Regions from separate parts of the Homo sapiens genome. Here regions 2, 3, 4 and 5 are each linked to region 1. The links are chromatin loops, found by intact Hi-C in ENCODE. Cell type or tissue: heart left ventricle. All regions are shown on one strand. Links, peaks and the distances in the headings refer to the core of each region. The heading gives the core; the rest is flanking DNA.

Region 1 (6,026 bases), core at 1,149-5,148:
ACAAAAAAAAAAACTTAACATTAATTAAAAAAAAAAAAAAGTCTGGTGTTATGTCAGTAGTGTTTTTTATTCATATAAGAGAGACTAGTATTATGTCCGTGGGGGTAGCATGCATGTTAGATGGCTGTATTAACTCTTTGATTTTTGTTCATATGTCAGACTTGTCTGTTTTATAAAGAAAGATGGGGAGTTGATATAGCCCATTTTGTGTAGCACTTGTGATAATTTTATATTCCATTTTTTGAATTTGTTCATTTCAATAGTGCATTATCACTTTAAGATTCTGGTTGGCACTTAAACTACAGTAACTAAAGGTTATTTTTCATATTTTAACCAGTTTAGCCAGAGTTTTTAGTACTAGTATTAACTTTTGAATTATGTTTAAGGTCTTAGACTTTACAGCATGTTTAGTTTATTTTCATTTCTTATTAGTATTTTTCAGTACTTAATAGTCTCTTGCCCCCACCTCCAACAAGAACTTTCCTCTCTGTTCAACATCAGAAACATTTTCCTTTTGGCATGTGCTTTCTAGTTCCCCAAACAGTATAAGCAAATTGGAAAGTTTAGCTGTCATTCTTGGAAGGTTACAGATCACACTAGCAGCCTGAGTAATCCAAGAGGTTTTAAGTATCATAGCATTTAGTTTAAAGTGAAATTTGCTCTGACAGGGCTGGCAGACCAATAGGAAAAAGAAATATTTGTGCTTGGAGAAGTGCATATGTAGAGACCAAAAGTATAACTGATGGCTGGAAGTGATTTCAGTCTAAAAAAACAAATCATTAAGAGAGTGCATAGGGGTAAAATACACAGTTCATATTTTAAAGAGTCTCAAAATGAACCAGCAACTAAGGTTAGCATTACATAGTAATTAGTTGTGGTGTTCAGGCTTTAACTCACTCAGTACCAGACAGTATAGTTAAACTGTCGCTGAAAAAACATTGCTACTTACATGATATTCTCTAGTTTAAACCTATAGCAGTAATTTTTGTACCTTAAAAAACCAAGGTATTATGACAGATTATATAAATGTTGAACCAGTAACAGACAAACAATTATTTAAAGGACGTGCTAATGACTCAGTTTATTGACCTAGGGGTTATTTAAGCCGCTCAGCAAGTTCCCTTAACATTTGGTGGTATGAAATGAAGCATTGCTTGATAGTATAGAACTGCCAATTTCAAGAAGTCCTTGTGCTTAATGGAAGAAATGTAAGTTAAAGATGACTAGATGGCATACCTTCATTAAAATATTGCCAGAAAAAGCCAAAGACCTTTATAGGTTTGAGTAAATATTCATTTCAACTTGATAATCACATCTGACAACTTCCATTAGGTACCTATTAGAGCATTTTTTCTGTTAATAACTACAAATAAGGAAAAATAAAATATATTTTAATGGCTCCAGTTATTTCTTGCACGTCATTTTTCTCTTCAAGAAAGCCTATTATGAGCCAGAGGAATCTAAAATTTATATTTTTTTCCTTGAATATGCAGATAAATAATAATAAAATGGGTCAGACACGGTGGCTTACGCCTGTAATCTCAGCATTTTGGGAGGCTGAGGCAGGCGGATCACCTGAGTTCAGGAGTTCGAGACTAGCCTGGACAACGTGGCAAAACCCCATCTCTACTAAAAATACAAAAATTAGCCAGGCATTGTGGCACGGGCCTGTAATCCCAGCTACTTGGGAGGCTAAGGCAGGAGAGTCACTTGAACCCAGGAGGTGGAGGTTGCAGTGAGCCAGGATTGCACCATTGCGCTCTAGCCTGGGCAAGAAGAGTGAAACTCCACCTCAAAAAAAAAAAAAAAAAAAAAAGAAGTAATAATAAAATGAAAAGGACTTCCAGCAAGATGATAGACTGAGCTAATTTGGAAGGGACCACTCCTATGCAGATAATATGTAAATGGTGGACAAAAATGTAACAGAAATTTATATGACTAAGTTCATAAGAAAGATAGGGAATACCCCAATGACAAAAAAACACCAACCGGAATATTGAACTAGGTACGAGTTATTTGGTAAAGGAAGATGGAACTGAATTCTCTAAATAAAGCCTGGAATTTCAATTTTTTCTCATCAGTTGAAAAGAGGACTAAATGATGTTAATTCACCAGCCCAGAGAAGTGGCCAAAACCTGTCTGTGCTCAAAGACCCTAGGTAGGGGAAGATAGTCACCCATGTGAAAGAGAAGTCACAAGCTTGTTTCATGCACATGAGTGGGTTCAGAATTTACACCGTATACTTAATTCAGGGAACCTTAGTCAAGAAATTGCCATTTAGATTGTTTTAGGACAGCCATCTCAATGAAAACATAAAAAGGACCATCATGAAAGAGAATCATCAGAATGTAATGGAAATCCCATTTTATCAATGTTCAATATGCCATGGAGTTTAAATTTGATAAGCCTTGTTTTAAAGCTTTGTAAAGTACATGACAGTACACGACAAGCGCTCTAACAGCAAGAGTGTTAGGATGCCCAAGAATTAGAGTTAATAGAAGAATCTCAATTAGACTATATAAAATGTAATAAAAAAGTAAATTAATAAAAAGGAATAGAAAACTTAATGCAATGATATAGTATCAAAAAGTACCAAGTATAACATCTCCACATTAAAATATAATCACTAAAATATTACTCTGGAGGCAGGTTAATCAACAGATTGAGATGTATAAGAAAAGTATAACTTGAATGAAATTAGAGGAGAGTCAATGAAATGGAATTTCTTTACCATTTAGAATAAATCAGTGCAACTATTTTACACACGTTCCCTTCATCATTAGTACAAATTAGTTTTTATCTGAAGTATCTCAGTGTAGTAACTAAATTGAAAGGATTTTTCCCCAAGGTGCTGTTTTTCACCCTTAGAACTGACAGATGTCCTTCAAAAAATGTTTTTAATAAACTCCAGATGAGTATTTTAAATACAGCCTCCCACTACTCATATAATTTGCCCTTGATTTTTGAAAAAAAATACTAGTTTGAATTCATTAAGAATAAGATTCTTTAAGATGCTGTAGCCATTTAGTTTTATTGTAATAAAAGGAAAATTTATAATTATGCATATAAAAGATTAAGAATAAAACTAAATGGGAAATGACAACTAAACTTGATATATGCTGGTGAAACTCATTAGAAGACTGCTTAACCATGCTCTTGGATTTTATTTTCTCAACAATACAAAAGTTCAAGTCCAAAGAAATGAGTAATACCTTTGAGCAACTTAAAATATATATTTATTACATATAGATTTATAGAAACAAGATGCCATTAATATTGGTTCAATGAAAAATTTTAGAAGCTATGTTATAGTAATAGCACTTTAACATGCATGCATGTTACATTTTTCAGTGTTCAAGACAATTAGCATCTTTTCTTATAACCTCTTTTCTTATGATCTATTTTCTTAGGCACCCAACATTCACAAAACTTTTTTTGCATGTAACTGATAGGTATTTCTATTTAGCTGTAAATTATTTCATAATCATAAAACTGGACATTAATTATCTGCGACAGCAATGGATGCCACATTCTATGAATGTTAAATGTGCTGAGAAGTTTAAATTTAATAATCCTTGCTTTGAAATTTTGTAGAAGTACCTGATACTCAGTGGTAAGACAAGCTCTCCATCTAGTGGTTGGTCTATAAATGACAAACATTTAGATCTCGATGTAGTAGTACATCATTTTACTAGTGTTAGGTATTGTTTTATACTCGTTATTTCGTTCAACCTGCACATCTCTTCTTATTGTAAGAATTTCAAGGAGAAAATATTCTCTTTTCCAAGAACAGTTCAGCCCTGTAGAAGATAGGGGCAAGCTTCTTCTACAATCTGATTTCATCTCCATGGAATACCACAGCATCTCAGTTATTTGATGAAGCATATCCCCATACTAAGGGGGCAAAATTTGCTCCATTCCAATGAAATATAACCTTTAAAATTTCCAGCCAGTTTTCAAATTCTTCTCCTTTAGTCTCAGTCCCCAACTCGTAAAGGTATAACTTTAATTTTTTTTTTTTTTTTTTTTTTGGAGACAGGGTCTCACTCACTCTGTTGCCCAGGCTGGAGTGCAGTGGCGGTCATGGCTCACTGCAGCCTCAACCTCCTGGGCTCAAGTGATCCTCCTGCTTCAAACCCATGAGTAGCTGGGACCATGGGTGTGCACCACCATGCCTGCATAATTTTCTGTATTTTTGTAGAAATGAGGTTTTGCCATGTCTTGAACTCCTGGGCTCAGGCAACCCGCCTACCTCAGCCTCCCAAAGTGCTGGGATTTTAGGCATAAGCAACAGCATCTGGCCTAAAAAAACTATTTTAAAAGAGAAAAGATGGTCCGGGCACAGTGGCTCACGCCTGTAATCCCAGCACTTTGGGAGGCCAAAATGGGTGGATCATGAGGTCAGGAGTTCAAGACCAGCCTGGCCAAGATGCTGAAACCCAGTCTCTACTAAATATACAAAAATTAGCTGGGTGTGGTGGCACACACCTGTAATCCCAGCTAATTTGGAGGCTGAGGCAGGAGAATTGCTTGAACCTGGGTGGCAGAGGTTGCAGTGAGCCAAGATCACGCCACTGCACTCCAGCCTGGGCAACAGAGCAAGACTCCATCTCAAAGAAAAAAAAAAGAGAAAAGATAACATTGTTGTGAATTGTAGCATATTTGATCATTGTTATTTCTGCCAGTACCCCTCTGTAGGTTCTCATTACTTCACATTTGGACAGCTGTAATAGGTTCTTCAGTGTTCATGATTTTGCCTCTCAACCCCCTTTCCTACTACAATTATCTTCCTAAAACATAGAATTTGGTCATTCTCTTTCTTAGCAACCATTGACAACTCTCCAGTAGCCACCAGTTCTTAGCAGGTTTATGAAAAGCTTCAATATCTAGTCCTAACCTCCCTTTCTAGCCTTATCTCCTGCCATTTGCTTATATCATAAATCTAAAACTTTAACCATAACAAACCATTTGCTCTTCGTCAGCCACTCCTCTCTGTTGCTCAGGCTGCTCCACCATCAGGAATTCTGTCTCTCTTTGCCTGTGAGATCTTACTTGACTTTTAAGACTAATTCATTCATGAATTCATGTAATTTTTGAATGCCCACTCCATGTCAGATACAATACTAGAGCCTAGGGATATAGCAATGGCCAAAACACTCCTTGCCCTCCATGGTGTTTATTTTCTAATGGGAAAGAAATACAATAACAAAATATGTCAGGAGGTAACAGATGCATTAAAATCAAAGTATTTTGTATGAAGACTTTCTAGCTGCCAAGATTGTCCTGTAGCAATTTGTACATGTCTCTAATATACTCTTATATTAAATATTTATCCCCCCTCTTTTCTTCTGTAGCAATTTATACATATGCTACAGTAGGATGACATCAGGTTATTATCAGAATATTTCTTCCATGTTAGGTGCCTCCAATCCTTATAGTCAAGGACTATGTCGTATTTGTTATTGCCTTCCCAGCACCATGTTTTTTCCTTGGCTTCAAAAACTATACTTAACCACATTGTAGGAACTCAATAAATGTTTCTACTATTTGGATAGGTGGATGGATGGGCAAATGGTATATAGAGTCACTATTACAATAGACCTAAATTTCCCATGACAAATCATACTTAAGCTGAAATTACCCTGATGATCAATTAACAATCTACTTAGAAAGATAAACATACTGATTTTGATTCTATAATCAATATATTAGAGAAATTGATAAAAAGAATGAACTATTCCAAAAAATTATGAAGAAGTAATTTCATACAGTTTTATAATATCCTGGAAAGTTTCTTCCTATAACAGCTCATGTTAAATTCTTTCACTTGACAATTCCAAAAGAATTCCAGCCTTCAATATTACCTGATGGATCACAAAGACTGGTTTGTTAAGAAAAATCACTGCTGCCTATTTATAAATATGTAGTCATAAATGATTTTGTCTTGGGAAGAATAGAATTCCTAAAGACAGACTCAGACTAAAAAGATGAAATTTAGCATGGTAGTTATAAGTAAAATTTTGAAT
Region 2 (6,026 bases), core at 1,228-5,227, 950 kb before region 1:
GAACTTGCTGGAAATGAGGAGGTATGAATTTTAGTTCTTCTTCTGCTATAATCTAGATAGACGAATATGTAGAAGTCATGGCATCTCTCTTGACTTCAGTTTCCTGCCTTATGGAGATAGCTAATTCTAGAATATTTAAAAATTGGGTATTATTGAGGATGTTCAACTTTTCACTTTGCCAAGTATGGGCCATTAAAAGGAAAAAGCTAACAAATAAGCAGCAAAATAGAAACTGTCATCAAACTCTATCATTATTTAACAAATGAAAGGACACTTTAGCACCAAAAAAAGTAAGGAAATTATCCCACATTTTAAAAAATAAAATTTAAAACTTAGCTTTATGTCAATGCCTTCAAATTTGCCTTTGTCTATCTTTTTTCTTCATGGGAAAGTGAAAATTTTGCCATAGCTTTCATATGGGAACCTCAGAAGTAAGCCTGCTTATATTTCTGTCCTGTGCTATCATGCTGGCATGCTGTGACCCTGGACAGCATACTGGACATTGAGTAGTAAGTCCAGGGATACAGAAGGGGAATTCAAAGCCATATTGCACAGCAATGAGGTTCAGCACTGAGAGAATAATCCAAATTCATTATTGAACTATTACTGTGTGCTAGGTCCTCTTCTGGGTGATGGAATTCCACAGAGAACAAAACAGACACAGACCTGCCTTCACGGAGCTTATGTCCTAGTTAAAGGAAAAAGGTTATTTACAGATACACAAGCAAATTGTAGTATATCACATCATCTTAAATACTCTAGAGAAAAATACAGCAGAGTGAGTATGACAAATCCACTCAAGTGTGAAAAGTGTTCAGGGAAGGTCTCTGAGCAGAGCCCAGAAGGAAAGGAAGGGAATGAGCCACATAAATGTTCTAAGGGAAGAACCTTATTGGCACAGAGAATAATAACTATAAATGTCCTTAAGCAAGTGTGCTTGATATATAGTTGAGGAACAGCTAAGCATGGAAGTTAAGGCACAAAGAAAATGAGGTCAGAGGTGATTGAGGGCCAGATCACATAGGACCTTATAAGCTCCAGCAAGGACGGACTTTTCTCTGAGTGAATGGTGAACCATTGGAGGTCATGGAGCAGAGGAGTGACTTAGTCTGACTTGTGTTTTAATAAAATTGCTCTGTTTACTATATACAAAGCCTCTATGTGGACAAAGGTAGAAAAAGAAAACTGAGTCAATGCTTTAATTTCCAGTCTTGGAAATGATAAAGAATATTAATAACAGAGAGATAAAGGAGACATCTGAAAAGTACCATTGTATTGTTGTTGCTGCTGCTTTCAGAGTTGAGAAAACAGGGGAAAATATGTTATTAAATAGGGAAATGGCTAACATTTGGAAATACATTTCTAAACCGTATATATTATAGACACACACATATATATTGACTTCATATACAACACATAACTAAAAAACCCTTGTCCTCTAGCTTTTCCAAAGCTAATGTTTTCTAATTTTAGGTTTTTTAAGGCTTTCCTTCTTATTTTTACTTTTATTAGCTCATTATTTTATATATTTTATGGGAACCCTGTATATTAGTCAGGATGTGCTAGGTTATGCTGCAGCAACAAACAAACCTCACAATCTTGATGGCATACCACAATAAAGGTGTATATCCAATGTGAATCAGTAAACAGACTCTGATCATCTTGGTTACCTAGAGACCAGATTAAGAGACACTCCATTTCAACATTTGGATTCACAATTGCTGAGGTAGGGAAAAGATACATAACAAATTCTATACTGGCTTTTAGATCTTCTGCTCAGAAGTAATGCACACTGTTTTCCTTCACATGTCATTGGTATAAGTCATACAATCATGTCTAACTTCAAATGAGGCAGGAAAATGCAATTGTGTCATGTACCTAGAAGAATAAGAGGTGGAAAAACAAACCTGAATAGTCCTACTGACTCCCACAGTCTGGCTTTTTGTTTCTGATTGGATCTCAGCTATTTCTTGCCCTCATCTTTCCAGTTTGAGTGTCCTCCTGCCAGTCTTCCCTGTTTATCTCAGTTGGAATTTTTATGACCTATAAATTCCCAAATCACTCATGCCACTCATATGACATTGGACATTTCCTTATATTGTAGTTTTTGTACATACACTTAACTGGCATCTGATATTCTGAATGCCCAGCTATCTTTTTCTTTACTCTAGTAGGGTGATCCTTATTGTCAGGAAATTGATCCAAAGAAGTCCTAGAGAAAATATCTCTGCCAAGCAAGATATTTGACCAGCAAGCAATTCCAGATATTCTCTGCTGTCTGAAGCCCAGCAAATTTAACGTCATCATTTGCTTGCTAGCAATGGAAAAGCAATACCATTGAGTGTTTCATCTTTAGACTGAGGCATTGGTAAGTCTCAGGGTACCACCTTGAGCAATACTGATAGACTTCCAACTCTGAGGACACTCTGTCTTAAACAAAAATTGTTTATGTTTTCCGGGTCAGGGACTAATATCCATATGTCATCTCACTATCAGAATATCATCTTTGATTTTTCTTTCTTTATTACATTTCAGAGATTTATGACTATGTAGTACTGACAAGAAGAAGTACAAAACTGCTGCAGCCCCCACAAACAGGGCCCCATCTTTGCTAAGTTGTTAAAACAATTATCTGCTTTATTAAAAGTAATGTCTCATTTTAGTTAAGTGACAGGTGTTACAGATTGCTATTTTTGCTTTCAGCAGCCCCATAAAAGGAGTGTGAAAGAACAATAGAGCAAATGCCAGGATAGATCATGTAATCCTTGGAAGGATTTGGGAGGAAAAAAGTTAGGTTTTAAAATAGAGACTTGTCCATATGCTATGACTAGAAATATGTCTTTTCATTTGCTTTACTACTTAGGAAACTTTTTGCAAGTGATTTTTTCATTTTTCTCTCCTTCTCATACTGCAACCCAATACTTTGCCTCCTAGAGGAGGCATAAACAAATATTTTTCCAATACACAAAAATCATAACAGACTTGCATATTCTACCCAACAGGTGGCATTGCTGTTTTACAAATGGCTCTAGAACGAACACTGCAGCTAAGCCGTCAACGTTGGGTTTGGTTTTTGTTGTCTTTGTTTTCTTTTTAATCCCATCTATTTTTCGTAGAAGAGGGCAGATAGGAGAAGTACAAATATTCTTTTGAGAAGCCCTTTGGCTTTAAGAAGACATATATGGCTAATGAGTCATTTGGGAACATTAGTTCTGTAAGAAACATCTAACTTTTCCTTTTTGATCTCTCTGGATGAGTTGAGAAAGAATGGTTTGTTTTCTCTATTTCTGTCAGTGACCAATTCATACCAGTTGAATTTACAAATTAATTCACTAAATCATTTATGCATTTAGACAGTGGCAGTTGCAGAGTCTGGCTTTCATACTTACTGTACAAGGCTAGAAACATCAGGAGCTACAGAAGAAAAATAAGACCCTATCTTCTCCAAAATTTTTACCCTAATTGAGATAAAACATATATCTACTCCACTACCAATAATCCAGGCAACATGCTCTCATTTGGGGGCACTCATGGTTAAAAATGAAAGCTAATAGTCAGTGAGAAGGTACTGTATGCTAGACACTCTTCCAAGGCTTTATTTGATTCTCACTGCAATCCTATGGAGTAGGTACTATAATTATCCTCATTTTATCATTGAGAAATTTAAGACCTGAGGCCGAGTCATGGCAGAACTGAGATTTAAATCCAGACAGTGTGACTCCAGGTATAATAACAGCTGATACTTACTAAGTATTCATCATAAGCCAAGCAAGTGTTTATGTCCTTTGTACACATTAGGTTAATTAATTTTCATGCTAACATTTTAAACTAGGTATTAACCATTATCATTACATTATTTTCTTATAAGGGTTTAATTGCCTTTCCTAAAAAATATAAATGCATTTATCTCTCAATTCCTTAAAAATAAACTGAGATTTGTGTAAACATATATTGATTAACATCAGACAATGAAATTCCAGAACTCTAGTAATTTACTAAGTGTCATAAAAGTGTGCATTTTTTCCATAAGATACATCAGTTACATTTCAACAAGCATTTTAGTAGAAGTTTAAAAATATTTACTTATAATACTTTATTGCTTCCTCTTTGGAAAAAAAACTATATTTTCGGCTGTGAGAAGAGTTGCCAAATGACTAATTAGCGTCTCTGAAAGTTTGTCCATTTTGTTTCATCAATGTACCACAAAGCCTTTAAAATAGGAAAACATTTATTTAAAGTAAGAAATTACAGGTGCATGCACACACACACACACACACACACACACACAGCCCCCACTCAACTGATTAAAAAATAACAAATATTTTTCTATTCATAAAAAGACAAACAAAAAACATATAAACTTCAATAATTTATACCATTTCTTTGGTTGAAAGCAACCACAGAACGTTTTAGTTAAAAAAAAAATTCCTGAGGAAGGTGGGGTTGAGGAAGAACAGCAAAAAAAGTAAGAGAGAAATTTCGGCATGCTTTGATTTCTAACCATGATATAGATTAGCAAGAACATGAAAATATAATAATCTTATTTAGAATTTTACCGAACCACTTTGACAGCTTATTTCATGAACTTTCAAGTATTTTTCGTCATTGTTGAGGAATGGGATATTCTGGTTAATACTTGCCATGGGTTCTTATTAACTCAATAGAGCCGAGTTTCAGGATTCCTAATTAGACATCTGGCTGCTTTACATGGAAGCTGAAAAGATTTTATTTTTTAAGGGAAGTGACTAAGTGTTGTAAATACACATTTTTAATTTCTGCTAAAATACTAGAAGAAATACTACTGTTTCTCCCTTATTGCAAATTAGAGCTATAATAAATTGCTAGGATTCTGTAGTTTGTCTGAAATTAAATTAGTATCTAAATATTTGCCCAAACCTTAAGTCAGAGTTCAAATGCAAAACTTTTTCTTATAATTCCCATGCCTATTTTCAACGGTTGAGAGGCAATGCCTTCATATTTATTCTTAAAAAAAAAAACACCCAACATAAAGGAGAAAAAACTTTGACATAATTTTAGATTCATACAGGGGAAATCTGTGGCTCCCTACACAGCTGAAGATCTGTTTTTTAGGAGCTTGTGAAGCATCTCCATAAGTTTGATTCCTTCATTTTCTAATCAGAGGGAACACAGCATAGAGTCATCAGTGGGTAACACATATAGAACCCTGCCCTGATGTTTTTCAGCTTTCTTTGTTCTCTGGTAAAACCTTAAAACCAAGTCTAATTTTACTTCAACCACTTATATCTTCCAGAATTTTTTAGATGCTTCCTAGGGAAAATTATCTATTCAAGAGGCAATGTGGGATGAGAAAGGGGATGTTTTGAGGTTTTTCAGACAATGGCTCTCTGAAAAATTAGAAAGGCTGATAGCCCAAATCAACAAGCTGTGGGGATGCAAACCTTCCCCCACTGTGTCAATGGGAGGAGAAAACGTTTACACATTTTCTGGAAGGCACTTGAGTAATTTCTGTCCAAAGAACTTATATACATATACATATATATATATATATGTATATGTATATATATATGTATATATATATCCATGTAATTCTGCAGAATTTATCTTAAGGAAACAAATGAACATGTATAGATATGCATGTGTAAGGATATTCATCACAATGCTCTTATAGTATCTAAGAATTCAAAATAAGCCAGTGTCCATCAATAGGGGATTAATTAAATAAATTATATCTGTCCAAGCAACAGAAAACTACACAACTATTCAAGAGAAGATATTTAGTAGCGTAGAGAATAATCATATTGTTGTTGAGTAACAAAAAGCTGATTACAAATGTCGATGCCTTTTTAGAAGGAAATATGAAGTTAGGTATGTGTGCATAATGAACAGAAATAGCCAAGAAGGCTATATGATAAAATTCTAACCAGAGTTTTGTTTAGATAGGATTACAGATTATTTTATTTTTTCTTATTTAATATACTTTCTGAATACATAAGCATATTTATTTATATATGCATACTTAGAAAAATAAAATAAGGCTATTTTTA
Region 3 (6,026 bases), core at 931-4,930, 740 kb before region 1:
CCTTCTAACTATATTCGGCCCAGGTTATAGTTAGGAATTTTGCAAAATTAAGAATCTAATATTGAAGGTGTAAGTGGAGTTTGTTTTGCTAATTTCAGCTGAAGAGAAAATTTAGAAAGGACGAGGACTGTTTCTATATAGCTAAAAGAGCCAAAGGCTTCTTTTTAATATTCCCCATCTCTCCGCAGGAGACAATCGTTTCCCACTCGAGTAGACTTCCAGCGGGATACAAAGAGCGCCAGACTCCTGGTTTCATCCCTGAGTCCCTTTGGGGGTGGGGGAGAGTCTGCTCTAGCCATCCTTTCCCGAGACACTCCCCTCTTCCCTGATTCACAGTCTGAGCCTCATTGTCACTGCAGGCTGGAGGCCCAGCTGTCCTGACTTCCAAGTAGCTCACAACAGCTTTCTTGGCAACTCTTGATGGGAGCCCAAAAACTAGGATTGCGGGTTCCCCTGGACGCTTGCTACCATAAGACTCGTCAGGCCCTCCCATTCTCATGCCAGCGGAGAAAAGAGAGGTTGAGAAAAGTGCTTATAAAAGCAACAAACTATTCGTTAGAACGCTACCCTCATCTCTCTAGGAAGCAAGGCCTGGAGTGTGTGTGTGTGTGTGTGTGTGTGTGCGCGCGCGCGCGCGTGTGTGTTTCTCGGCTACTTTCCTAGCTCCAGGTGCCTGTCACTTCGTCCCCATCACCTCACTCTGCCTTCTGCGGCCTCCTCCGGAAGCTGTCTCTTGATCATGCTTCCGCAGAGCATCCTCTTTCTGAGCCTCAGTTTCCTTTCTGGGTCTTCTCCCCACAAGGCCTCTCTAGTCATTGTAACTCTGAGATGAGCCCGAGTATCACGTGGGCGAGTTTCTAGAGTCTTCTCCCCTTCTCCCGGGACATACAGTCCCCAATTCCGCCCGGGATGCTGAGCTTGTCCTCGAGCGCTCCTGAGGACTCCACGTGCTCCACAGGGCCTCTGAGGCGCCAGGCTCAGGTCTCACAGAAGCCTGTCCCCAGTCCAGGGCAGCCTCCCAGCCACCGCGCGTCGCCTCCGAATCTGCTCGGGGGCGCTCCATAGCTAGCTTCCTCTGGCCAGCCCGGCTCCATACCCACTCTAAGGCCACGACGAATCCCGAGCTCCCTTCTTGGGAGTGGCGTCCACTCAGAGCCAAACAACCGGTACAATTTTCATCCCTCTTCCCCTGCAGTATCTGAGGGCCACCACGGCTGGCTTGTTCCCTAGGCTGGCCGAGGCCGCTGGCCTTGGCCCTGGTTTTCTCATCCTCCAGCCTCCTCATAGGGCAAAGCAGCATCTAGTCTCTCCTGCCCCACTCTGGTCTTCTAAGCAGAAGTTTCTTCGTGGTCCTGTTTTCTGTTGTGGGTCCAGCCTCTAGTATCCGAACAGTGGTAAATGTTGCAATTAATAAGTCGTCCTGGCAAAACAGAAACGACTGGACGTGCAGAATTGGTGAAGCTGGGGTCTACACCAAATGCTGTTCTCCCTACTTTTTTTTTTTTTTTTTTTTTTTGAGACGGAGTCTCACTCTGTCATCCAGACTGGAGTGCAGTGGCACTATCTGGGCTCACTGCAACCTCTGCTTCCCGGGTTTAAGCGATTCTCCTGCCTCAGCCTGCTGAGTAACCGGGATTACAGGCGCTCGGCACTACGCCCGGCTAATTTTTGTATTTTTAGGAGAGAGGGGTTTCACCACGTTGGTTAGGCTGGTCTCGAACTCCTGACCTCGTGATCTGCCCGCCTCGGCCTCCCAAAGTGCTAGGATTACAGGCGTGAGCCACCGCGCCTGGACTCTCCCTACATTTTTCGTTTTTCATTTTCCCTGGTAAAACGTTTAAAAACAATCATAGTATTTCTCAGTGCATTTTGTTAGAACTAAGAGTGCCTATGCAAACACTTAAGTAATGCTGCGGGTGCAGCCTCTCAAGCACCCAAACCCTAAAGAGAACGTCTCTGTCTCTGCGCCTAGCCCTTTATGCGGAACTTGAGGACACCTGGTTCTTCATTCCTCAGAGTTGGCCACCTTTCTCTGGTGTCCAGGCCAGACTTCCTCATTCAGTTCCTGTAGCAGTCTGCTAATGCATTGGGTGGATCGGCCCTAGGCCGCTTTTGGCTAAAAACACCCAGGGGCGCCCAGGCCGGAACTAAGGAAGCAGGGTGAAGACCAGGCGTCTTGAGCACACCAGAGGCTCTCTCTGCGGCTTGCTGTAGCGTGGCCCGCGGGGCCACCACTGTGCCCGGACCCTGTTTCCAATTGTTTCTATGTGCAGTTTGATTTGTATGTCTATTCTTTGAGAGTCTGAAATAGGCAACGTTTTGTGAAAATCATAGAATGCTGGAGGGCCCCCCGGTTCCACGATTTCCAAATTTGAAGACAAAAATGGTAACCAGCAACTACTGACATAGAAAGCAACCAGCCTCATTTGAGAACTTACAGCTAAGTTCAGACTCTTGCAACCTCGAGGAGAAGAGGGAGTATCTGTACATATCTGGCCACATGTCACCTGGGATGAACAGGGTGACCGGTCTGTTACAGACTTGGGGGCATGGGGATACAATTGCAGTCTCTTTTTAAGGCACTAGCGAAGCGAGATTTTCATGGGTCGCGAGGTTGGTCGGTGAGGATGGGGAAGGGAAACTGGACTTTTCTGGGCGTTTAAGAGCCAATAGGGAGAGCTCCTCTAAGGTGACACTGGCCTCCGCACTGAAGCTCGCGCCTCCCGGATGCAGCTCGCCTGTGCGGGATCATGCGGGGCTGGATTTCAGGTTTCACCCTTAAAGGACATTCCCTTTGCTTGGCCCGAGTTTTCCCAAGCCAGCCGGGCTTTTGACTCTGCCAGTCTCAAACCCATTTGCGGTAGAGGCAACAGCAGGGGGCAGAGAGCAGCTCCAGCGTCTGGGGCCGGGCGTTCTCTCGGGGCCTCCCGGTCGCGCCCGGCCTTACGGTGCCCGCGTGGAGAGTGCAGCCTGAGCAGCGCCAAGTCCTGCTCCCTGTGCCTGGTGCCCTCCCTCAAGCCGTCATACGCTGCCCGAGAGAAGCCCTTCCAACCCGACTCAGCATCTTTAACCTGCTGCTTTCCCAAACAGCGCTGGCTCTCTGAGTTTGCACCCCGCTAAGACCTTTTCCCAGCCCAGCCCCGCCGCCCCGCGTGCGGGATGAACCGAGCCGGTGCCTAGCCGAAGTAAAGAGAGTCCGCCGCGGACAGAGTCCCTGCCTGAGACCGCAGGGCCTCGGAGTGTCCCCGGACCTTGGAGCCTCTCTCCAGCGTCCTCCTTGGCTATGCCCTCGGCCGAGACCCGCTTTTCTCATCTGGTTTCCCCTGTGACTGGCCCTTCCTTTGAAGTCTGCCATCACCTCTCCTGGTCCCAGGACCTTGTCTTTCTGGCCGCGGACGGGCTCTAGCTGCCCTACACGGGTCCCCGCCCTCTGTCCCGGGCACACACCCCCGTGGGCATGCGCCCCTCACTCACTGTCCTGCTGCGGGGTGTCGCTGCCGCTGGTGAGTCCCGGCGACTCCAGCAGGCTCCGGCCAGCCTCGCCCACGTTCTCATCCGCCTGTGCCGCCACCATGTCCCCGGCTTCCTCCAGGTCTAGCAGGTGACTGACGGAGAAGTTCTTTTTCGCCTGCAGGGTGTCGAGGTTGCCCGGGCTGTCCAAGCGGCCGCCCAGCGCCGGTTGCCGCTCCAGAACGTGCCCGTAGCTGGAGGTCATGGTCTCCCCCACCGATCCCACCCACCCCCCTCTTCCCGCTCGAATCAACACCAAACGCTGTGGGCGCGAGGGGGGAGAGGAGCCGAGTGGGGAAGAAAGAGGGGGGTAGTGGAGAGAGAGAGAGAGAGAGGGAGGAAGAGGGAGGGAAGGAGAGGAAGGCCAAAAAAAAAAAATTGGAAAAGAGGGTGGGGGACCCCCTTCTGTAGAGCAGAGCGTTGTGCACCAGCCGCCTTCCGCAGCATTGGTTGATTTCCTGAGGCCAAGTCCGGCGCGGTCCAAAGAGATAATCCACAGTAAAATACAATATTAAAAAGTCACCCTATGTTCAAGTCAGGAGAAAAAAATCCCTTCCAACTCTCCAAAAGTGTCCACACGCACAGACTAAAAATAATAACAAGGGGGAGAGAGGAAAGCGGAGGCCAGCAGGGCGGGGGAGTTAGGCAAACAGAAGAAGAGAGAAGAAGGGGTGGGAGAGAAGAATCAAAGTGAATGGTTTTTTTAAAGGTTAAAAAAGTTATTCCCAGGCAAGAGTTCAAGCACCAACAGAAGAAGGCTTGTTCCAGCTTTAAAACATCTTCAAGAAAACGTGTTCCCCCCTCTCTGCACTCCTGTGGATTCTCAGGAGTGACTAAAGTTTCAGGAGGAGAGGGTGATGTCTTGCAGATGTATTAGAGAGCAGGATTCTCACTTTACTTTTTGTAAAGAGTAAAAAAAAAAATTAAGAATTAAAAAAAAAAGGCTTCAAGAGTCCGACGGAGGGTGCTGGTGGGTTCCCCCCTTTCCCCTTCTCTCTCTCCCCCTCTTCTTGCTGGGCTCCTTTTTCCTTCTCAGTTGGATCAAGAAGCTCTCTGGCACTTCAAAAGGCACAAACTGGCATGCAGAGGAGGCTTTGTAGGGAATACAAGAAAATTGGAGACCCCTGGGAGGGCAGATCTCGACTTAATAGGAGCCTGTAATTACGTGGCAAAGCCTTTGTGCTGTGCCTGACGTTTCACAGACCCCCTTTCTCCATCACAATCTCCTTCTTCCTCCTTTCCCTGGGACCAAAAAACAGTCTGATTAAGAAAACCCCCTTTGCCAACATCAGAGTTAGAGAGAAAGGGAGAGGGAGGGAACAAGAGAGAGGGAGGGAGAGAGGGAGGGAGGGAGGGAGGAAGGGAGAGAGAGAGAGAGAGAAAGAGAGAAGAGAAATGAGAGAGGGAAGAGAGCAAGAGAGCCCCTTTGGATTTCTAAAGGTCTAATTATCATTCCCCTGCAATAATATCACGGGGAGAAAAGACAAACTGAAACTCACAGTCACTTCAAACGTGCTGATTATTTTGCTTCGGCATTAACTCCTCCAGATTTGTTTAAGATCCTGTTGGAAAATCTCATTTGCATGTTTTGATAACAGCTGTGGGGAAATTTGGAAAAAATCCACCACCATCACAATCAAATTTTCTTCTCCTTCTGCCTTCCCCCAAACCGCCCCCCCCCAAAAAAAAATTTTCTGCTGTTCTAACAGTTTGGGGCGGAGTACAGGGAGAAAGTAAGCATATTAAGGCTATTTTTGGTTCCGTAGAGGGAGCCTATTAAATAATGTAATAAAAATAACAAAAGGGATGATAATAGGAAGTTCTCTCACGCCTCTCGCAAGGACTAAAGGCAGGTTGGGGAGATCCAGAGGGCACCGAGTTTATTTGAGGCTTTCCCCGCCATTAGGCATACCAGGACTAGGGCAATGAGAAAAGTACGTGTTTATTAAACTGGAAGAAAGGACTCCAAATATATATTATAATCTTTCTCCCTACCCCCGCCAATTTTGTAACTTCTACGGTAAGGCCAAAGTTGCTTCCCCAGGCGAGGACGCTAAACCCAGAGGGTCCCGCTGCCCAGATTCCTTGAAGCAGGCAGGAGCACTCCCAGAGGCAGGAGTTGGGGAGGCTTCCGTGCGGTTCTGCGTCCAGCCTGGCTGTGGTGGCAGGAGGACAGAGAGGGGCGGAGGAACCCCCATCTAAGTCTACGGATAATCCTCTGTCGTCCGTCTGCGGAGCCCTAACCTGACAGAAGACAGAGAGGTGCTGAGCAGTTTTTTCATGACCTGTTGGAATTTGGTAACAGCTTTAACAGTCTCATTAGAAATGAGTTACTGTATGACGACTCAGTAAAATATTAAGTGCTTATTTGTGGCGTTTTATGTTCTTTAAACGCGCACTCACACACACACACACGCATCCGTACTCCCGCACTCCCTTGATTGCTAGACTTTTTTTTTTTTTCGTCCTATAGTCAAGAGGCTCGACTGGAGAGAAAGAAGGGTACGAGTGTGTGT
Region 4 (6,026 bases), core at 1,036-5,035, 1.0 Mb before region 1:
ATGGCCAGGCTGATGAGGTCTCAGATGGACATGAGGAACTTATTGGGAAGTTTGAACTTGAGAGTGATGATTTAGGGAATTTGGTGCAAGAAATTTCTAAGCAGCAAAACATTTAAGATGTGACCTGGCTGCTTCTAACAATATATGCCCACATGCCTAAGCAAAGAGATGGTCCGAAACTGGAACTTAAAAAGGGAAGCGGAGCATAAAAATTTGCAGCCTGACCATGTGGTGCAAAAGAAAAACCAATTTTCTGGGGAGGAGTTCAAGCCAGCTGCAGAAATTTGCATAAGTAAAGAGAAACCAAATGTTAATAGCCAAGACAATGAGGGAAATGCCATAAAGGTACTTGAGAGAACTTCAGGGCAGTCCCTCCCATTACAGGCTGGAGTCCTAGGAAAGAAGAACGGTCTTAAGGGCCAGGCTTGGGGCCCCACTGCCCTTGGGACACTGCTTCTTGTGTCCCAGCTGTTACAGCTCCCACTGTGGCTAAAACAGCCCCAGGTACATCTCAGGCCACTGTTTCAAAATATGCAAGCCATAAGCCTTGCTGGCTTCCACATGGTGTTAAGCATGCAGGTGCACAGGGGACAAGGGTTAAGGCTTGGGAGCCAATGCCTAGATTTCAGATAACATATGGAAATGCCTGGATGTTCAGGCAGCAGTCTGCTGTGGCAGCACAGCTCTCATGGAGAACCTCTATAGAGCAGGGTGGAGGGAAAATGTGGGGTTGGAGCCTTCACACAGAGTCCTCACTGGGGCACTGCCTAGTGGAGCTGTGAGAAGAGGGCCACTGTCCTCCAGACCTCAGAATGGTAGATCCACCAACAGCTTGTACTGTGCACCTGGAAAAGCTGCAGGCACTCAATACAAACTTGAGAAGGCAGCCACGGGGGCAATACCTTGCAGAACCACAGGGGCGAAGCTGCCCAAGGCCTTGGGAGTCCACCCCTTGCATCATTGTTGTCTGGATTTGAGACATGGAGTCAAAGGAGATTATTCTGGAGCTTTAATATTTAAAGACTGCCCTGCTGGGTTTCAGACTTGCATGGCACCTGTAGCCCCTTCGTGTTGGCCGATCTCTCCCTTTTGGAAAGGGAATATTTCCCTATTGCCTGTACCATCATTGTATCTTGGAAGTTACTAACTTACTGTTTTTCTAACTTGGAAGTTACTAACTTACTGTTTTTGATTTTTCAGGCTCATAGAAGGCACTAGACTTGTCTCAGATGAGACTTTGGACTTTTTAGTTAATGTTGAAATCAGTTAAGACTTTGGAGAACTGTTGAGAAGAGTTGATTGTATTTTGCAGTGTGAGAAGGACATGAGATTTGGGAGGGGCTAAGGGCAGACTGATATGGTTTGGATTTGTGTTCCCACCCAAATCTCATGACAAATTGTAATTCCCAATGTTGGAGGAGGGGTATGGTGGGAGGTGATTGGGTCATTGGGATGGATTTTCCCCCTTGCTGTTCTCATGATAGTGAGTGAGTTCTCATGAGATCTGGTTGTTTGAAAGTGGATAGCACCTTCCCCTTCTCTCTCTTTTCTCTCTCTTCTTCCTGCTCCAGCTATGTAAGATGGGCCTGCTTCCCCTCCTGCCATGAATGAAAGTTTCCTGAGGCCTCTGCAGCCATGCTTTCTGTACAGCAGAAGTCCTTGCCCCACCATTCTAAAAATGCTTTCACTGTTTTGTTTTGATAGAAAAAAAATTTCTAATATTAAACAAATTGTGATCTCTTCATACAATGGAAATAGCAATTAAAATAATGGACTAAGATTGTATATCTAAACATGGATAGCTATAAAAAATTATGAAAAAATTGCAGAATGATATGTATGGTATGACACTTATCATATAATAACACACTGAACTATATTTTTGTTGGGTGCAAAACACTATTTTTGATATGAAGTAAATTTTCTAAAACAATTGGATAGGAGGATAAATACCACATGCATCATAGTGATCGTGAATAAAACTAGAATGAAGAAAAAAATCAGATAAACTTTTTCCATAATATTTTCTTTTTTTATTAAAGAAAATCTCGACGCATGAAAATTTGCTATATTATTTTCTGTGCTTTTCTGAATTTAAAATTTAAGAAGAAAGTCATAATGAATTAGTTCTGTCTGTTCTCTGGGAATTCCTTTGACTCTATCCAATTCAATATTTTATAATCTATGAGTGGAGAGAAAACAAAAGACAAGAGTAAGATAAATAACTGCTGAACCACAATCAAGTCTGTTATATAACGATTTTGAAATGGGTTTCAAATCTGGAATGTGAAATTCTGGTTTTCATTTTGCTTTTAAATAAGCACAAGTTCAAACCAGACAAAAAAATATGAATCATTGGCTTCTTACTATCTAAAAATCTCCACAGTTTTCTCTGCTCTGGCCAGGGAATGAGAACTTTGGACATTGTTTCTCTTCTTTCCCCCTCAGTGTTGGTTTGTAACACCTCCACAGTTTCCAAAGAAGGGAAGGAAACTGCTTTATAATCATAGCCACTTGAAAGAACATAGCACCTCTCTTCCAGAGATTTTTAACATTCCAGCAACGAAGGGCGAGCACAAATATAAATTCCGTTTTACAAGTAAGAAGTGGGACAGTCTGAATTGCCGTGATCCCTAAATCATTTTTCTCACATGACTATTTGACCAGGGTAAAGATGCAAAACAAGCTCAAACCTCACCCCTCTGGCCTGCTAGCCAGAGCTTCCAAGCCTCCTCCGTGTTCTCATTACAACATGAAACCACTAGGTGTCACTCAAGATAAAACTTGCAGGCATCATATTAGAGATTACAACTAGGGGAGCAGAAAGGAAATTCAGTGTTAGTGCGGAATTCAAGGTGTTAACAGAGAAAACTGAAATTTGCACACTTACATGACACAATGGAAAGTGGCCTCTCTCCAGCCTAGTACCCTCAGGAGAAGGTTTCAGATCCTCTGTATCACATCTGTATAGTGTGTGGACTCATTTAGGTTGGAATCAGCTTTCAACAGAAAAATAACTAAATGAGTTCACAAAACTCAAAAGGCATGTTATAGTGATGCCTCTGTCAGTAAAATGGGGTTAAAATTCCAAGCCTTAAGTTTGCTGGCGTCTCTCCTGGGAATTGCGTCTGAAATTTCAGCAGCTGCCCTCAGGGGTTAGTGAGTCAAATAATTCGGATTCTCATATCTCATGAGATATGAGTTTAAAATATCCACTTGTACTATTTCCTATGATTTTTCCCATTGTATGTCTTGTATAAACCACAACTAGCAAATAGTATGAATTTAATAAATATTTTTTCGGTGAATCAAGAGAAAGACACTAAATTTATTTAGTGCCGCTCTATGCCTTATTCTCTATGGCTTTCTTTCATTCTTTTTTTTTTTTTTAATAACTTCAGGAAAAGCCTGAGGGGGGTTATTGTAGCCATCACTTTGTACAAGCAATACTCACAGGATATAATCACAAGTGATTTTTACTTTTATTTCTCCCTATACTTGTAAACGTTATTAAGTAGGAAAGCCTTTGTCCTGTTCCTGGACAAATGTCAGGCACACCTATGACATTTCTGATTTCTTGTTGCTAATAAAAAGCCCTATGGTCACTGTACATAGCAGAATAATCACAATTTAATAATTATAACAGTCCCTTTTTGTATAATAACACAATGTATTTCACTCAAAATTACATTTTCCTTGTCCAAACTAGGCATGGCTGCAGTCAGGCAGCCTCCAGAAGTGGGTGAGGTATGTTTGTCTTCTTTTTCTTATTTGATTCCTCTGCACTCCCTAACTTGGGTTGAAGAGGGTAAGAAAGAAGAGAGATGAGAAAGGCAGTGAAATTTCTTTCTTTGAATGGTGTTTTTGAGATATTCAGATGTCCCTACTAAAATCATTTGACTGCACTTCCCAAGATGCGAGCTAAGCATTTTCTTCTAGCTGGCCATTCTCTTGCAGTTTTTCATATAGTTTTACCTTCTTTAATGAAGATTTATTAACTACTGTGGTGTTTTCTCCTTCTTCTATATTATAGAGTCCCCAGTGTTTAGCTGAGTATATGACTGCTTGGAATAAGCCTCGTGACCATGGCTCATGTGTAAATTCTTGGACGCCTCCTTGCTTTGTTTTCCTTTTCCTCTATCTTTTTTTCTGTTGGCTGCAGCAGACAGACAAAATTGCGGCCTGGATAATGAGGTGGAAGCCCTGTGCTAAGGGCCTTAATGATCATGAAACTGACTTGCCAGCCTTGCTCAACTTTGCTCATCCTTGTCCAAACTTGCTCAGTCTGGACTTCATTCACCTGAGATAAATAAATTTCTAATCTGCTATGTTAAGCTTTTAGCACTTGTAGAAAAACATAAGCCTAACTGATAGAACTATGGAACTATACTAGATTTAATCTTAGTGGAACTTATTTGTGAATAGTCAAAATTAGAAAAATAACCTTTACCGATGCATTCTAATGTTTGATCACCTTACATATAGGAATGACATTGTGTGAAGTTCTGGAAGAGGAGGATACTGAAGTGAAATAAGGGAGGTCCTGAACACAAGAGGTCACTCTCCTCCTCTCCTACTAGAAACATTTACCTGTGTTTCCCCAAGTGTAAGCTAAGAATTTTCTTTCAGCTGGCCATTCTCACTCAGTTCTTCTTAGATTATTATTCTTATATACTTACATACGTATATACTTTTATATTTATACACTTACGTACATGTAGTTACATACATACACTCCGTTTTTCACATACCTCATGCTTTCTGCATAGTAAATTGGATCTATTGCCCATGGCTGATTTCTTCTCTTCCAACGCTTCATAGCTACTGCTTCTTTATTCTCTGGTGGCAAATCTTATTATTTGCTTATTGAACTCCAACAATACATATTGACATAAGAGAAAATAAATGAGTAAATAAATAATGTTGCTATGGTTTTCTCATGCTTAACTTCCTAAAATTCTGTTTCTCTCAGATGAATTTAGGTGTAATGTGATATGACAAGTTGTAATAGGAAATTAGAGTGTTCTTTTTTCCTCCAATAGTCACATTCTGATGTGATTAGAGAAAATTTACCTATGTGACTTCCAGTTTAAAAAATATGCTCCATGAACAAAGGATTCTATGGTCACTGCCTCTTTTTGCAAATTCATATTGAAAATTAGCATACTAAAGTTGCACAGTATCCCTGTGGTAAATAAATGTATTTAACTTTCTTTAACCTAGCATTTTCCAATCTCATTTGATTATGGAAGCCTTTTGTCCTATAGCATCTACTAACGTATATTAGCAGAACACCATGTGTCCTGAGGCGTTAAGATCACAGTGAGCTCCTCTTGCTTTCTGTGGCAATGATCCATGAGGTTGATCACTGACATAATTAAATAATGATGACCTTTCCTAATTTGCAGATGAAAGTCAAACAGAAAGAATATCTTAGTTCAAAATTATACTTTCATTAGTTTTGCTTAAATCTTTGGTGTCATAATTATCTGCTTTACAAAATAAATGAGCAAGTAACAAGCATTATTACTAGAAAAAATTTTAAAAAGAGCAGATCATATTTAGATATACAGCTTATTTTTCCAAAGTAACAGTTTCTATGGCTGTGATTTTACATGATACACATACAGTATTATACATTCTTTAGAAAATTATTTCCAGATCTCATGATAAAATACTTTTTGATGCACTTTCATGGTGAATCTCAAGAGTGTATTGAGGATCTAGAGAGGCAACTCTCTTTGGACTCAATGGTGGGCGCTTGAGGGAGCAGGAAGGCATTGGGGGAGGGCACAGGGCAGGAAGGATGAGGAGAGGGAAATGGGGCATTGCTTTCTATTTATTTGAAGCTGCTAAGATGTCAACATTTTCCAAGCTTATAAACTGCCCCCACAAAAATGTGTGCCCTCTCCTCTCAAGTTCTCCCATTTTTTCTCTTTATTTATTTTTTAATCATGCATCAAAATGGAAAGGACGTGTCTAAGATGAGTAGAAACCATTCTGATTCTTTCTTACCTAGTATTTAG
Region 5 (6,026 bases), core at 837-4,836, 740 kb before region 1:
AGAATCTTGGAAGAAAGCATGGGAAGATTTGCAAAAACGAGGCACAGAGCAAGGACACTTCACATCAGAAGTCAGAGAAGCCAAAATGAGACCAGAGCACATGAAAGGAGACTAGAACACAGGGAGTTAGTATACTAGCCTAGCTAGCATACTAGGGAACAATAGGAAAACAGTTACAATCTGTGTGTGTGTGTGTGCGTGCGTGCGCAAGCGCGCACACGTGTGTGTGTGTGACAGAGAGAGAGAGAGAGAGAGGTATCAGGCAGGCTGCTAGAGCAGGGATGGGAAGGTAGACTATCAAGAGTGATTTTTAAAATCAAGATAATTCAATTTTGATGTAAAGAATGAAAAGTGATTGTGAGTTCTAAAGAAAGAACATGACATGATTTTTTACATGTACTTGTAGAAAAATACACTAGCATTTGTCATTTGGAAATTCAACAAATATTCTTTAGGGATCTATTATATCCAGTCTTTGTAACCAACACATTAAGGACAAGCATGGATACAGAGAGTTTCCACAGGCTAGGAGGGTGGTACAGCAGTGCAGGTGAGCCAGGATAGAGACTTAAACAGTAGATGAATTCAAATTATTTTAGAAGGTAAACTTGATAGGATTTGGGGATGGATGGAACAGAAACATAAAGGAAGGAGAGTCAAGGATGAGTCTGAAGTGCATAAGTCTTGCATCCACATGTTACCATATAGGAAAACAGGGAAAGCTGTAGGAGGATCAGACTGGGGAAAGAAAGTTCGTTAGTTCCATGTTTTGTTGATTTTGAGGTCGAAGCACGTTTGTGATATTCAAATGGAAATGTCAAATAAGTGGCTGCAGATATGGATTGCAGCTCCAATGGAGAGTCTTGAAGCTGTAAACTGGGAGTGGTTAGTATATAGATGGTTATTAAAATGGTGGGCCTAGAAGATAACTCCTAGGCAAAAGGTATGAAATGGGAAGGGGAGGGTAAAGTGGCTAGTACTTAGGCTAGATTAGAAAGGTGTTCCACCAAGGATGGAGAGCTCATTCTCTCACTTGGTAAGCATTAACTGAACACAGGCAACAATTTAGCAACTGTCCCAGTAGTATACTACTGCTGGAGTCTAGACCAGTATTTAGGGAAGCAGCACTGGTAGAAAATGGAAAGTCACAATGTACATAATTATTTAATGTTACCTCCCAGTTTGAATTAATGGTGATATGTGAAAATGCCCAGGTATAAAAGTTTACATTGAATACCTACTTCAATGGGAACTTTCAAATTCATATATTTATGAGTTAGCTGAAAATAAAACAGAATGATATCCAGTCCCCAAAACCTAAATCTCCAAGAAGTCTCTAACTTAGCTATTATAAAATGAATTAGCAGAAAAGAAAAATACATAAAGATACCAGGTATATTACATATAATTGAGCTCAGCGGTCCTCTTGTTTTCTGAGGATCCTAGAAAACAGCATTTAGGAGACCTCTGTGGCCTCTAGGTGTCAATTTTCTCTGCAACACAGATTTTCGGCAAACTGCTGAAGCAGAGAGAGTACCAAAGAAAGGGGAGTAGACAAGGACAGGAGCCTGGGGCACTGACTCTCACCACCCTCCCGGCCCAAACCAAATCTAACAATCCCTTTGAAGACTAACACTAAATTTGTGTGGAAAATAACAATGGAAACTTGAGAAAATGTGGTTCTCTGTATATATCTGAAGTGCTGGCTAGGTCTTACACTTTGCCCATATTCAAGCTGATTGAACTTAGCATATCCTGGCTCAAATTTTGATTGAATTGGGCTCCTTGGCCTTTAAGTTGTATATATGAATTCTCTTTGAAAAGATTTGGCATCCCCGATTATATTTAGAGGACTGGGATCACCCATCTGTTTTTATGCTTATTTATAACTACACCACTTTCCAGCACTGTGAGGTCCTTGAAAATATAATGACATGACTGATGATGAGAAATTAAGTGAATGGGGTGAATGTTCTTATTCTCAGACAAACGTTTGTGGGAAAGCAATTTGCCTTACAGTTCTGGCCTTGTGCTCCTGTTTCTAGTGAACACTCCAGCTCAGATTATCTTGGAAAGTATGTATTAACCATCATCTATGCTATGAAGACAAAATATATATTATTCCAGTTTGTTACTCTCACCGTGCCTTGATTTGTTGACCCCCATTGTCAGGGAGTGGTAAGAAGTCGAAAATCCCTAAATTTACAGAAGGGGTTAAAAATTTATCCTCATCTGTCCTGTGAGTCTCTTGAAACTCTTGCCCAAAAATGGAGGATCAGTGGAGGCCAGGAGTCAGATTTGCAGATTGGAAATGGCTTTAGGTACCCAAGTTGCAGGCTCACACAAGATTTGGGGCAGTTATTGTTCTTTCGTGAGGAGGAAAGGTTACCCTGATCCCAGGGCCTAAAACTCTATGGTGCCAGGTTTTCTCTTCTGTCTTAACACTCCAGGCACTGTGAGGGCTTCTGTGGCAGTTTTTCAACATCTCACTAATACCAGCCACTTCTCCATTTCTCAGATCTGCCCTTCTTTCTTTGAAGACCTCAAGTACATATGCAGAAAAGTCCACACAGCTCCATGGGGACAAACCCTCTCCTCCGCCATGGAACCCAGGCGTCAGTCCTAGCACCCACCAATTCCATCCACGGTCATCTGGCCCCACTCCCCTCCTGCCACCCTGGAACCCCGACCACCCTCATTTGAAAGGAGGAGAGGCAGGCAGCCAATGCTCCTGCCAGGTGTCTACATGTTTCCATTAAGATGCATGTGTGTGCACCTTATATTCCTATAGTCCCTGAAGTGTCATCAAACTATTATTTCCCACGTTTTGTTACTGTCTGTCCTGCAGGAACCCAGAAATTTTTGAAGGCAGGATAGGTACCAGCGCAGCCTGGGAGGAGCGCGCCCCCTTTCGGCGAAAGAAGGCAAGGAGGAAAGCGTCTGGCGAGGCTCGCCGCTAATTTACCCGGCGGAAAGCAGCGCCTGGCGTCGCTACAGCAGAGAGGAGAACTGCGAAGATGGGGTGGGGGTGTTTGTTTCTTTGCCGAGGCAGAGACCACACCACTATAACCAAAAATACTGTGGGCTCTGTTTTCAACGTTAAAATTCTTCATTCAGTTAATTACTCTTCCACCCATTCCACAACCTCAAGCCCCAGTAAAGGTGAGATCCAAAAAGAGCCCCCTGTTCCGACTCCTATGTCAACTTTATTACTGCATCCGAGTTTCCGTGTATTCTCTCTCTGCCCGTTAAGAAAGTTTCCAATCACTTCACAGTAACTCGGTGAAAGTAAACAAAATAGGAGTAGAGCCTGCCCTTGCCCTTTCTCATAACTCGGATCTTGGGGATTCAAATTAATACATGAATTTCAGATTTATACCTTTGTAAGAGAGCTGAGCCTGGGCAGACTCAATGATGGTAAAAATAAGCCCCAAAGTTCTCGGGAATTAGAGCTTCTTCATTACGTGGAACAGCTAAGGGACTGGGACATCCAGTACCAGACGAATGTATTCTGGGCATAACTCAGACCCTTATTCCTATATCTGAGAACCGCGGGAACAGAAGAATCCCCAAGATGCTGGTTGTCCTCAGATTCCTCTAACTCACTTGTGCCTCTGATTGATTTATTCTGACATGTTTTCTTTATTTTCTTTCATAAAATTTCCTTAACCAACCACCATTTGTGCCTTAATTCCCCTCCCCTACGCTAACATGGCCCTAAAATCATCTTCCCAGATATATTTTTATCAAGAAAAGTAGTCCCAAGGCAAGTGAAATATGGTATTTTTTTAATCTTAAAGTTAAAAATCGATACCCCATAATTGTCTGGATGAGTACTTCCCTGAGGCTGCCGCATTAAATTAGAAAAATGACAACGACAATCTACTAATATTTAGTCCACAGTGGAGAGGTATTACTCAAGAACATCTACACCTGAAAAACAAACCTGCCAACCCTGAACCACTAATGACTGTTTCTCTGCAATGTATCTCCTAACTTATTGATTTTAGAATAAACAGCATTTGGAGAAAAGGAGGCATGGCAGCCGTTTGCTGACATTATTATTGCTGTTTGAGACTGTTGGGTTTTGAGTGCTTGCCTGCTCACCAAGCCGTTTGATTTTAAAGGAATCCAAATTCTTGTGGATACATAACGCTGACATATGCATCCTCTTTATTAATATATTGCTGTAAACGGAGTTAAAGGACACCCAAACAATGGGAATGGTACTCAAAAAGCATCAAAGTAAAATACAGAATTCGACAAAGGGCTCCCAATAAGATTACAACGGTGTACACTCACAGGCAGTTCTCTAAATGTTTGGACACGGAGAGTTGGCCCCTTATCCAAACATTGCCTGTAATTTTTTATCTGTAGCTATAAGGAATACTTTAAGGGTCCTGTTAATTAAACTTACAAAGGCTTAGATAGAGAATGCGAGCCCCCACGTTTTACATTTTCCTTGAGAGGATACTCTGACCCCCAAAACACTTCTATCACCTGTAGAAAAATAAGCGAAATGCAATCCTTATCTCCTTCTCTACAAACACACTCCCGATTTCAAAAAGTTGTTCCTCGTATAGCTTCTTCTAAAGGGGGGAAAAATACATTCATATTTCCAGAGCTGTTGAAAGTGAGCTCGGCCTTGGAACTGGAGGCGCGCCGGGGGTCGCAATGCAGGCACAGGCACGTACAGACCTTTGCAACAATCCGGTACCTGAGGGCCCTAGTGCTTCCGCCAAGGAGGGTTTTCCAGGAGTTAGGGGTCTGCGATGGTGGTGTGGTAGGCTGATGGATGGAGCGGGAAACAGTGTGTAGGAGAGGGATTGTAAAAGAAACATGCCTTTTAAAATAAAAAATCAGACTGGTCTAGGGATTGTCGTGGTTGAAAATCTACAGTTGTTATTTCTTGGAAAAGGGGCCTGGCTGGGAGAGACATTCAAAGCTGGGTCGGTGGAATAGAAACGCATCACTGCTTCTGAATTTTTTTTTTTTTTTTTTTTTTTTTTTTTGCAGTGGGGAGCCTGAAGGTGACATCTTGTTGGTTTGGAGATGATTTATTCGCTCGTGTTGTAAAATCTAAAATGACACTCCTGGGAAGAGGAAGGAACTATAAGGACCCGTGTGACCCATTGCTGTCTGCCTGAAGCCCTGGCGCTCTGACCTGAGTGCACCGGGGTTAGGTGTCTCAGCCAAAATGCAGGACTGCACGACGTCTAACACATGGGAGAGATGCTCTGAAACATGGGGGTGGGTATTCACTGCATTCCAGAGTTGGGGGATCTGGAGACCCAGTGAGTCCTTCGGACTTCACAGGCCTGTCTCCCCACACTTCAAATTCCAAATCGTCCTTCACCCAAAAGTGGGTAGGAGTCACTGGACTATCAATTTCCCCAAAATTCTAAGAGAAGGAGGTAACCCGGGCCCCTACTTCTGCATGTAAAATAAACCGAAATCACCACCTCTTGGCTGGCCTTGACATTCAGCTCTGGGGACTCAGTGAGGCACTTAATCCTGTATTTCACCTCCTCTAAAGAGAAAAGTTTCCAAGCTACCCTTAAAGCTTTATATTTCATTGGCTCCCCTCTTCAACGAGATAATTGAAGCTCAAATTTAGACTGCCAGTGGGCCCCAGAGTCCCAGGATGGTGCTGCATAAGAAAATTTCTGGCGCCAGGGTTGTTGCAAAAGCTGAGACTCTAGAAGCTGATATTACTGTGATGAGAATTCCAACTTGGGAGCGCCCTAGAAAATGTTCCCGCTCTCCTGGGCGTTTCTCTGGCGAAGAGAAGTTGGCGGGGCAAGGTCCCGAGAGAGTGTGGCTGGTAGATTGGGCAAGCAATTCCTTTGCGCTGCGTTTACACCTCTCCCTTTGTGACAAATCGATTTCCCGCGTCGCTGTTTTGTATTTGCATCCCGCCGCGGCCCGGGAGCCAGCTGCGCCGGGTGCACACTTAGCACCGGCTTGTGAATGTGTGCGTGTGTGCGCGCGTGTCTAATTGACTTTCCGTCTACCTTTTTATGACT

What was found. Peaks named below come from ENCODE experiments on the same cell type or tissue, not always from the same donor. Only the 100,000 strongest peaks of a DNase experiment are listed, where the experiment ranks them.
Region 2: it touches region 1 in a loop (4-fold over the local background); 34 of 110 quality-filtered maps call a loop at or near these places.
Region 3: it touches region 1 in a loop (2.6-fold over the local background); 16 of 110 quality-filtered maps call a loop at or near these places.
Region 4: a loop joins it to region 1, with 5 times the contacts of the local background. A loop is called at or near these places in 41 of 110 quality-filtered maps.
Region 5: a loop joins it to region 1, with 3 times the contacts of the local background. A loop is called at or near these places in 24 of 110 quality-filtered maps.

What each region holds. Positions count from the first base shown.
Region 1 is chr1:169,926,705-169,932,730 of GRCh38, reverse strand. The region is part of intron 19 of KIFAP3 (kinesin associated protein 3); the gene reads left to right. Among named protein-coding and RNA genes, the nearest start is that of SCYL3, 36 kb to the right of the region's middle. In heart left ventricle, for the core only: a CTCF peak has its summit at 3,628 (motif pointing left); no DNase peak of the experiment used is centred there.
Region 2 is chr1:170,879,086-170,885,111 of GRCh38, reverse strand. It overlaps LOC124904455 (a long non-coding RNA gene), which reads right to left and starts at 2,184. Exons shown (of 2, transcript XR_007066730.1): 1 at 1,908-2,184. In heart left ventricle, for the core only: a CTCF peak has its summit at 3,001 (motif pointing right); no DNase peak of the experiment used is centred there; H3K4me3 peaks cover 331 bases.
Region 3 is chr1:170,661,908-170,667,933 of GRCh38, reverse strand. PRRX1 (paired related homeobox 1) reads right to left here and starts at 3,803. Exons shown (of 4, transcript NM_022716.4): 1 at 3,475-3,803. The coding sequence starts at 3,715. RefSeq lists enhancers at 2,310-3,170, 4,371-4,898. In heart left ventricle, for the core only: a CTCF peak has its summit at 2,844 (motif pointing right); DNase peaks (open chromatin) are centred at 2,113, 2,943 and 3,453; H3K4me3 peaks cover 3,874 bases; H3K27ac peaks cover 3,447 bases; H3K27me3 peaks cover 420 bases.
Region 4 is chr1:170,926,690-170,932,715 of GRCh38, reverse strand. No RefSeq gene overlaps it. Among named protein-coding and RNA genes, the nearest start is that of MROH9, 5.8 kb to the left of the region's middle. RefSeq lists an enhancer at 245-434. In heart left ventricle, for the core only: a CTCF peak has its summit at 2,765 (motif pointing right); no DNase peak of the experiment used is centred there; H3K4me3 peaks cover 422 bases; H3K27ac peaks cover 2,353 bases.
Region 5 is chr1:170,668,412-170,674,437 of GRCh38, reverse strand. The region is part of intron 1 of PRRX1 (paired related homeobox 1); the gene reads right to left. Among named protein-coding and RNA genes, the nearest start is that of PRRX1, 7.3 kb to the right of the region's middle. RefSeq lists enhancers at 5,444-5,966, 5,967-6,026. In heart left ventricle, for the core only: a CTCF peak has its summit at 2,913 (motif pointing left); a DNase peak (open chromatin) is centred at 2,937; H3K4me3 peaks cover 511 bases; H3K27ac peaks cover 745 bases; H3K27me3 peaks cover 921 bases.